Regions from separate parts of the Mus musculus genome. Here region 1 is linked to region 2. A link is a contact called in ENCODE Hi-C or POLR2A ChIA-PET data. All regions are on one chromosome and are shown on one strand. The core of a region is the stretch at or near the end of the contact, and the rest is flanking DNA. Distances in the headings are between cores, read along the strand shown.

The links. A loop is a pair of places that touch in the nucleus more often than their neighbours do. ChIA-PET counts read pairs that join two places held with the same protein, here RNA polymerase II (POLR2A).
Region 1: POLR2A ChIA-PET joins it to region 2 with 22 read pairs in Patski. The contact joins the enhancer-like site here to the promoter of Mafg in region 2. A Hi-C loop is called at or near these places in 2 of 37 maps with a recorded cell type or tissue (CH12.LX and v-Abl transformed pro-B cells). POLR2A ChIA-PET finds 5 or more read pairs at or near these places in 4 of 5 experiments (Patski and embryonic stem cell).

What each region holds. Positions count from the first base shown.
Region 1 is chr11:120,694,916-120,699,217 of GRCm38, reverse strand. The region is part of intron 7 of Aspscr1 (alveolar soft part sarcoma chromosome region, candidate 1 (human)); the gene reads right to left. Among named protein-coding and RNA genes, the nearest start is that of Cenpx, 17 kb to the left of the region's middle. Within about 2 kb of position 1,342, at least 1 of the 3 ENCODE cell types and tissues checked has a DNase peak (open chromatin) inside an H3K27ac peak, as active enhancers do.
Region 2 is chr11:120,630,745-120,635,128 of GRCm38, reverse strand. It overlaps Mafg (v-maf musculoaponeurotic fibrosarcoma oncogene family, protein G (avian)), which reads left to right and starts at 1,582. Exons shown (of 3, transcript NM_010756.3): 1 at 1,582-1,767. It overlaps Gm17586 (predicted gene, 17586), which reads right to left and starts at 1,379. Exons shown (of 3, transcript NR_165823.1): 1 at 637-1,379.

The DNA of each region.
Region 1 (4,302 bases), core at 93-2,592, 64 kb before region 2:
CCCGACAGTCTTACACACGACTCCCACCCTAGGTACTTATGGAGATGTTTCTGGATACAGAGCTCATATCTGGAGATGAGACATGAGGACAAAGAGAAGACACAGGAACAGTTGTGAGGGACAGTCAAGCCTGACAAGCCAGAGAGACAGCCAGAGCACCACTGGTACCTGAAGGAGAGAAAAGCCTGTCCTGCCATTCCTCCAACAGAAAACGGTTGGAACCCAAGACAACGTCCTAGAACCCTCCTGTGCTGTGGGAGGACACAAAAGGCTAAGCCACTGGGCTGAGGCTGCGAAGCTCAAGGGCTCCTAGGAAGCACAATGAGAAGCCTGGGCAAGAGACTCCCAAGGACAAGCCAGTTCCGTCAGAATAGGGGCTCAGGGTGAAGGGCATCTTAAAGAGCCTTTCCCCAGGAGGCCCATGCATGTCAGGCCCAAATCCTCAAAATAAGCCTACAGGGTCAGGGCATATGACAGTTGGTATGCGACTACTGAGAGAGTGCCTTAGGAAGAGCTGGCATAAAAGTGTACAGGTAAAGGTGGGTGGCCTGTCTTCCCTACCTGTGGGGCTGTGATGGACTGACACTGGGGTGAAAGAGCCCTTACTAAAGCCTGCACAGGGCTCTGACTCCAGGGAACCTAGGAACACAACAGATTCCGAGTCCTGGCTAGCAGTGAGGATCTTGCACTCTGACCAGAAAAGAGGCAAGGGGAGCAGGAAACAGCCAGGAAGAGCTGACCGGGACAGAAAGCAGTAGTCTCCCATATCCCACGTCCATAAATTCCACCACATCTGACCCCAGGCAATTGAGAACTAGGGCACAGGAGGCACGTAGAACAGCGCCCCTGCGAGGCAGGTGGGCGCCGCTGTAAGCAATCTCCAGGCTGGAGCCACCCCAGGGTGAGTGGGAAGTAGAGGTTAAAGAATCACTCCAAGCAGAGAAGGAAGAGAACTCCATGAAGCCTGGCCTGGCCAGCCCCGCAGGGCCTTGTGGCCGCAGGATTGCCCTACTCATATCAGAAATGGGCCTGCTTGAGTTTCCTCTTTTGACAGTGATTTTCCAGGACAAGATGACAGATGAAGAAAACATGAGAACACTCTTCAGAGGTGACCTCAATCTCAGAGTTTCCAGCTTCCCCATCGACACCCGCCTGCTCCCTTTGCTTGCGGCGCTGACAAGGGCTTTGGTGAGGGGAATGTGAAGCGTTTCCCCTGAGGCTTTGAGCTTACATGAATCACTACAAGAGGGATGCAGGCCAAACCTCCTGTTACTCACAGGGCTCAGCCACCCTTGGAAGGGAGGGCAGGAGGGGGGGAGGCGCCTGAGCACATGGACACCATCAAACGCCCTGGACAGCACAGCAGGACACAGTTGTGCCAGACTGACTCAGGCTTGGGGCAGCTCAGAGCAGCGCTGCTCCTTTCTAAGATACCTACCTCCACGGAGCGCCACCCCAGCACACTAACACACCCACTCCTAGGCAGGTTCCCATTTTCATGTCTATTGTTCCTCACTGTTTGGCTTCTCTACTGTGGATATAAATTATTCCTTCTCAAAAAAGTGACCAAAGCCTTTTTTAAAAGAAGAGAGCACAGCCAGGCATGGTGCACACCTTTAATTCCAGCACTCTGGAGGCAGAGACGGGTGAATATCTAAGTTTGAGGCCAGCCTGGTCTATAGAGCAAGTTCCGGACAACCAAGGTATGAGGAAAACCCCGCTCTTAGAGAAAAAACAACTCGGGAGGCAGAGGCAGGTGGATTTCTGAGTTCGAGGCCAGCCTGGTCTACAGAGTGAGTTTCAGGACAGCCAGGGCTATACAGGGAAACCCTGTCTCAAAAACAAAACAACAACAACAACACAAACAAACAAATAAACCAATAGAGTGCAATGGCACCCCTCGGCCGCAGCAGTGGTACGTGAACATCTGGTGCACTGCTGCGAAGCATCACAGGCACACCTCTCACCTCCCTAAACGTAACGGCTACACCAGGGATGGGATGGCAGGGCCTGGCCAGGCTGGCAGCTGCTCCTGAGTGCTCAGGAAAGATAAACCTCTACGTTGGGTCTAGTGGTAATCCTAGCACTCGGGAAGCAAAAGCAGAGGACCTCTCTGAGTCAAGGCGACCTGCTCTACATAGTAAGTTCCAGGCCAACCAAGGCCACGTAAAAGTTTAAAAGTCAAAACAAACAATAAAGGATAAATATTCAAGACAGGACAGAACACTGGACACTTTCACAGTACAAACTGGGAGCCCAGGTGAGGTGGAACAAGTTGGGGTCCTTGCACTACAACACCTGCCTAATGAGCAGGAGGCCCTGGAGTCTCTCAGTGAAGCCTCAGCACCTGCCAAAACAACCAGAAAGGAACTCGGAGGGAGAGCACAGCACGCACTGCTCTTACAGAAAACTCAAGTGCATTCTCCAGAACTCACAACCTCCTGGAACCCCAGCTCCACAGACCCAACGCCCTCTTCTGGCATGTGTGGGTACTGCACTGATGTACACATACCTACACAGTTATACACGTATACATATTATTGAAAATAGAGATAACATGGTAACACGTGCCTATAATTCCAGCACTCAGGAGGTAGAGACAAGTAGATCTCTGTGAGTTTGATACTAGCTTTGTCTACGTAGCAAGTTCCAGGCCAGCCAAGGCTCCATAGTAAGACCCTAGTCCCAAAACAAGCAAGCAAGCAAGCAAACAAGCAAGCAAGCGAACAAATAAATACAAATAAAAAACTTTAAAACAAAACAAACAAAAGACCAGACACTCAGTTGGCCACTGCAAAGCCGCAGTAGACTTTCCAATGAAGGAGTGGCCTGTAGCTCTCAAAAGTGAACTTGGTCCTCAGAGCCTGAGGCTATCCATAAACACCCAAGCACAGCAGGCCCACAGCTAGCCTCTGAAGAAAGATAACAGAAACAGAGACCCCTAGGGCAGAGTAGAGCAAACAGAATCACAGCATCCCCATGGGCATAAGAAGACTCCAGTCATCACAGACACCTGTCACCCTGCTGTGCCCTGCCCTGCTCCACATTCAGTGGTCCAGGTGGGTAACTCACTAAGTTTGGCACAACAACCTCGTGCCACACCCAAGACAGACCCCTTCCAGTCCCATTAGTCCTAACCAGTCACCAACCCAGGGTGCAGAGGGTGAGGGCCAGTCTTTGTGAGCAGGTATGAGAGGCAGACAAGAAGGAAATCCCGAGGGGGAGGAGCAAACTGGCCAGGGGCAGCCAGACCTGCCCAGGAGGACCAGGGCCTTTGATCAGGGCTGGCCCCTGTGCCAGCTGCTGGAAAGGCTACAGGCATGGTGTGTGTGTGCGCGCGCACTCACTATGTCAGCCTGCAAGTGAACTAGAGCTACAAGCCGGCCTCCTGGGCTGTGGAGGGACTTCAAAGGACATGGCCAGGGGGCGCCGGGCAGCCCCAGCCTCTCCCAGAGCCCGGTTCTGATCGCCAGTAAAACTACCTTCTAATAATTAATGTCTGACATCAAAGGCAGGAACCGCCAGGCTCTGTGAACCATCCCGGGCCTCAGCGAGGACCTGCCTGTATTTTATCCTGTCTCTTTCTTCTGAGTCTTTATTTAAATCCAAAAACCACACACAGGCAAAACATTAATGGGAAACTTGGAAACTCTTTTTGATTACTAAAGTGTACCTTTGAAGTTCCCCAAAAAAGTTCTGTTTTGTTCCCATCCCCCTCCCCCCAAGACTGAGTAGGGACACAAAGCAGATGCATGTGGCCAGCCAGCCCTCTGGGTGTGGGGCTGCTGGTGACAAGAAGCACAGGGGGGGAGGGAGGGGGACACGACACACGCTCCACAATCAATCAGCTGCCCAGGCTCCCAGATCAAAGGCTGGAGGAGCATAACAGTGCATGCACACCCTCCATGGAACAAGCTGGCTGGCTGGGGGCCCTGTGTTCAGTGCTTAGGGCTATGCTGGGATCCCGACACTGGGACAGTGACTGCTTGCCTGGCAAGCTGACCAGACCGGCTGCTCTGACTGCTGCACCCCCATATACAGTCCAGGAAATGGAATTTGAGTTGGCATGGAGGGAGTGAGAGGCTGAGAACTGGCACCTTCAACATAAGAGAAAGACACAGTTGCCCTGCCCCTAAAACAGACATGGCCAAGGTTCTGGAACCGGCTACCCCTAACCACGTGGATCTAGCCAAACATCACAGGGCAGGAATCAGTGAGGATAAAGGAGACGGCAGGCACTTCTACCTTCTCTATCCCAGGATGCTCCACAAGGACAGTTCTGTGGTTCAGGGCCACGAGCAA
Region 2 (4,384 bases), core at 333-2,832:
TGTCTCAGGGGTTTTATTGCCATGAAGAGACTCCATTCGGCAGCTCTTCTAAAGGAAAACATCTCATTGGGTCTGGCTTACGCTTTCAGAGGTTTAATCCATTATTGTCATGGAGAGTAGCAAGACTGAATCAGGGCCGACTTGCTGCTGGAGGATGGGCTTAGTTAGAGTTCTGCATTCTGAAGGCTGCAAGAAACTGTAAGTCACACACGGGCATAGCTTGAGTATATAAGACCTCAAAGCCTGTCCCCACAGAGACAATCGTCTTCCAACAAGACCACACCTCCTAATAGTGCCATTCCCTATGGGCCAAGCATTTAGACACGGCATTTAGAATTCATGCAGGCCATTTCTATTCAAACCACCACAAGGCATAAGGAGTAATTCTCTGTATTCTGAGACTCTGGCTACAGCCAGTGAAAGATAAAAGCTCCCCCCCCCCCACTCCCCAAAGAAATACAATGTAAAGAATTACTTTTTGAGGCTGGGTGTGGTGGCACATGTTTTTAATCCCAGCACTAGAGAGGCAGAGGCAGTCGGATCTCTGAGAGTTTGGGGCCAGCCTGGTCTAAACCTTGTCTCAAGAAACCAAATTTGACACAAAGGACACACACAGGCCCCCTCCAGCCTGCTTACCCCCTTTTCCTTGTCACCTATGTTACAGAACGAGTCACCTTTTCACGATTCCCAGAGAAGACAGGGTCAAATAGAACGTTCAGAACCTCGAAATGAAAACTTGATCCCTCCTACTTTCCTTCTTTTTTACTTTTTCAACAGCAGCGAGAAGTCTCACAGAAAAAGTAGCAGCAGAATGCACCCAAAGTAGTTTCAAATGCGGCAGAGAAGGGTTGGGCAAAGTGCACAACTCCTACAGTGCACGCACACTACCCGAAGAGATGGTCCACGGCCGCAGGTGAAGCCCCTAGCACCCTCCGGAGATTAGAATCATTAGTGAGCGTCCTCCAAGCCTTCGTGTCATCGTGGATAGTTTGGGGATCTGAGCTGGGGTTGGGGCTGTGCCCCTCAACAGCCGTGTCCTTTTCAGACTGCTGACCCATTTAGAATGAGGACGTCGCAGCAGAACGGGGTAAGGAACTAAATCACTGTGTCACACCTTCAAAACAGCAAATAGGTTCCCGCGTGGTGACGCTCATCTGTGAGTTCCGCTTTCAGGGGGCCGAGGCAGGAGCATCTCAGGGAATTGAAATCCAGTCTGCTCGCTGTACAGTGAAACTATGCATCCAAGTGAAGAAAATCAAACAAACCTCCCATAGACCTCGGTCTGAGTTGGTGTGGAGATCGGGAGGGAGCTAGAGGCATCCGAGTTGGGGCCACTCCGTAGAACCTGTCTCTGCAGGAGCACGGTCAACCCGGCGAGCGCCGGGACGACTCCCGCGAGACATTGCCAGGGCGCGGCGGGCGTTGCCAAGGGCAACGGCGCGGGGCTGCGCAGGCGTGATGGGGGCGCGCTCGCCTTGCTGCCGCCTCGCCTTTCCCTTTAAGCTTAGGCCAGCCGCGTCGCCGCTTCATGAATGGAACCCACGTGACCAAACATCATGTGACGTCTGAGGAGCGGCGGCGGCGGCGGATTCTGAGCCCGGTCCGGCCCGGCCTTCCCAGCGCGCTTGGCCCGGCCCGCGCAGGCGGCCAGTCCTCCTAAGCCCCCGGCCCGGACCCTTCGCGCCCGCCCCAGCCCCGCGCAGCCCCGGAGCGCGCGCGCGCGGCCCCGCCCCAGCCCCGCCTTGGCCCGCCCGGGCCCGCAGTGTGGTGAGTGCGCGGGGCTGGGGCGGGCGGCGGGGCCTGGCCTCGGGGTTGCGGCGCACCCGACGGCAGCGCGTGCCTTGGTTTCCCCGCCAGCCGGCTGTTCGCCTGTGTCCCCCTAGAGCCGGCGGACCGGGCGACCGCGAGGCTGGGGACGGGCGTGCGCGCGGCGGCGGACCCCGGGTGCCCTGCGGGGGGCGCGATTTAAGGGCGAGCTGCGCGCGTCTGCCCGGGTCAGCGGGGTGGCCGCACCGAGCTGCTGACTCATCAGGTGTCCGTCGGCTTCCGCGCGGGCGGGGTCGCGCGCGGGCCCACAGGGGAGGCGGCGGGGAGACCCTGCTGCGCGGCTTGGGCTCGCCACGCGGGTGCGAGCCCAGCGGAGACGTGCTGAGTCATCAGCATGAGGTCACTCGGTGCTCCTGCTGACGCTGGGCCAGGGCGGGGGGCCGGGGCCCGCTATCGGCCGGTCTAGTCGGGAGACAGGGCTCGATCCGGGTGGTGAAGGTCGGGCCGGGATCCGGGGTCGTGTTTAAGTTTGACAGACCTGTGAGTTGGAGGCAAAGGCTCCGAAGGAGGCATTGCAGGGGCGCGCCGCAGGTTTCTCCCGGGGTGGAAGGTAAAGCCCCGGGCGTGCGCATCCTTGCCTGGTTCTTGGGCTCCTGGCCCGGGTCCCACAACTGGGGCAGTTCCCCAAACCCGGAGACCGATCGGTGTACGCTGAGGGGAGGAGCTTAGGTGGGCCGAGCCAGCTCGTCTGGGAAGCAAGCTTTCCTTCTCTGTGACCCTGAATGGCCAGGCTTCGTCGGTCCTAGATGGGGAAGACCGGGAGGCAGGGGGAGAAGGGTCTGTGGCTTGAAAGAAGCTGGGGCAGCTCTAACCAGCTAAGGAGAGCAGAGTGTGGATCTAGGCAGCTGGTGAGAGTTTTTGAGGTGCAACCATGGAGTAGAAGATGTAGTTTTATTTATCCCAATGTTATTCCTTTCAGAAGAGTTTGGGGTCCCACTGTTGCCTGGAGTTACCAAAAAGTGTGTGTGCCCTGTTGGGTGTCTGGAGACTCTTGGGAGGTGACAGTTTTGTGGGGTGTGGCTGAATGGCTGTTTACTGACTTATCTGTCGTGAAGGTTCTTGAACTCCATCCTACTGCTTTCCTTGCCCAGGGATTCATGTCTAGACTGTGCTTACCTTGTGGTTTGTGCTAAGGGATGTCCCCTTAACCCTGAGCCCTGAGGCTGCTCATAGGTGCAGTGTTTTTTTCATTTGGTGTGGAACTTGCCCTATGAAACTTCAAGGTTCCAGAAAATTGTTAAACTCCGGAGGCACTGTGCTTCAGTGAACTTAATGTTTTCCGTTCTCTTCAAACAATGTCAGTACCTGAAGGAGAGAAGACCTACGTAGGGGGTCTCCTGCATTGAGGTTTACAGGCAAGGTTTAGCAAGGAAGGGTCACTATCTTGCTTGAGACTAATGTCCAGATTGTCTAGTGTGAGAGGACAGAGGTGCCCAAACCCCTTCTTTAAGGGTCAGCCTGAATGAGTGGTCCAGAGCCCCTTGGTGTCTTGAGTCTGTCCATAACTGTGAGTACTTGGAGGGCTGAGTTGGAGGCAGCAGGTCCAGATCAGCTTCTCTGAGCTTCTTCCTCAGGCTCTGGAAAGCTCTCTAAACTGTATCCCTCAGCACAGCTGTCCCCCCCAGAACTGTCTGCCTAGTCACTGTGTCCCTAGGTTTGCAGAAGCCAGGCAGGTAGCTGGAAGAATTGGCTTTCCTGAGACCTGCCCTTCCCCCTTAAGCACACATGCGTATAAACATGTACACACACTCGCTCTAACACACACACATTCTCTCTCTCTCTCTCTCTCTCTCTCTCTCTCTCTCTCTCTCTCTCTCTCTCTCTCTCTCTCTCTCTCTCTCTCTCGTGCACCTTTGATCAGGAGGCAGTTGGCTGCACTTGTGCTGAGTTCAGGCCTTTGGTGGAGGTAAAATCTGTTGAGAAGGCACTTTTCAGCTCCCAGCCGCCACACTCTGCACTTTCCTGTGCGATCTCAGGAAGTCACCGTTTTGAGCTCAGCAGTCTGTATAAGGGAAGCTCCTGCCAGGACTGTCCCCTCACCTCGACTTATGCTCCTAGTGTGAGTATAGGGCCAACTTGTAAGAAAGACAGATGCCCTTCAGACCTCTAGATCTGAGTTCTGCCTTTCTCTTTGATCTAGCAGTACTGTTGCCTCTGAAAATGCTCCTAATCTAGTCCTGTAGATTTAGTCCTGGTTTGCTTGCTCAGTGTTTGCATGTAGCCACACCTCCTGTTCAAAGCTAAAAGCAGTAGGGTAAAGCTAATGAGAATGTGTTAGTTCCTTTGATAAGATGAACCAACTCCCCATCCAGCACATTTTTGCCTGAAGTGCTCACAGACCTGCAGCAACCTCACTTCCCTCATTTCCCTGCACCTAACCTGGAAAGGAGAGGATGTGCCTGTGGGACTGGTGGGTGTTGGGCTAAGTGGGGATTCCCAGCCTAGGTACACAAGAATGTCCTTGGCAAGGCTTTAGAAAGCTGAAAATGAGGTTGAGCCCGGAGGGGCGGCTGACTGTAGGAGGGACCTGTTTTGCTTTTGTTCCCTGGCCCTGTGG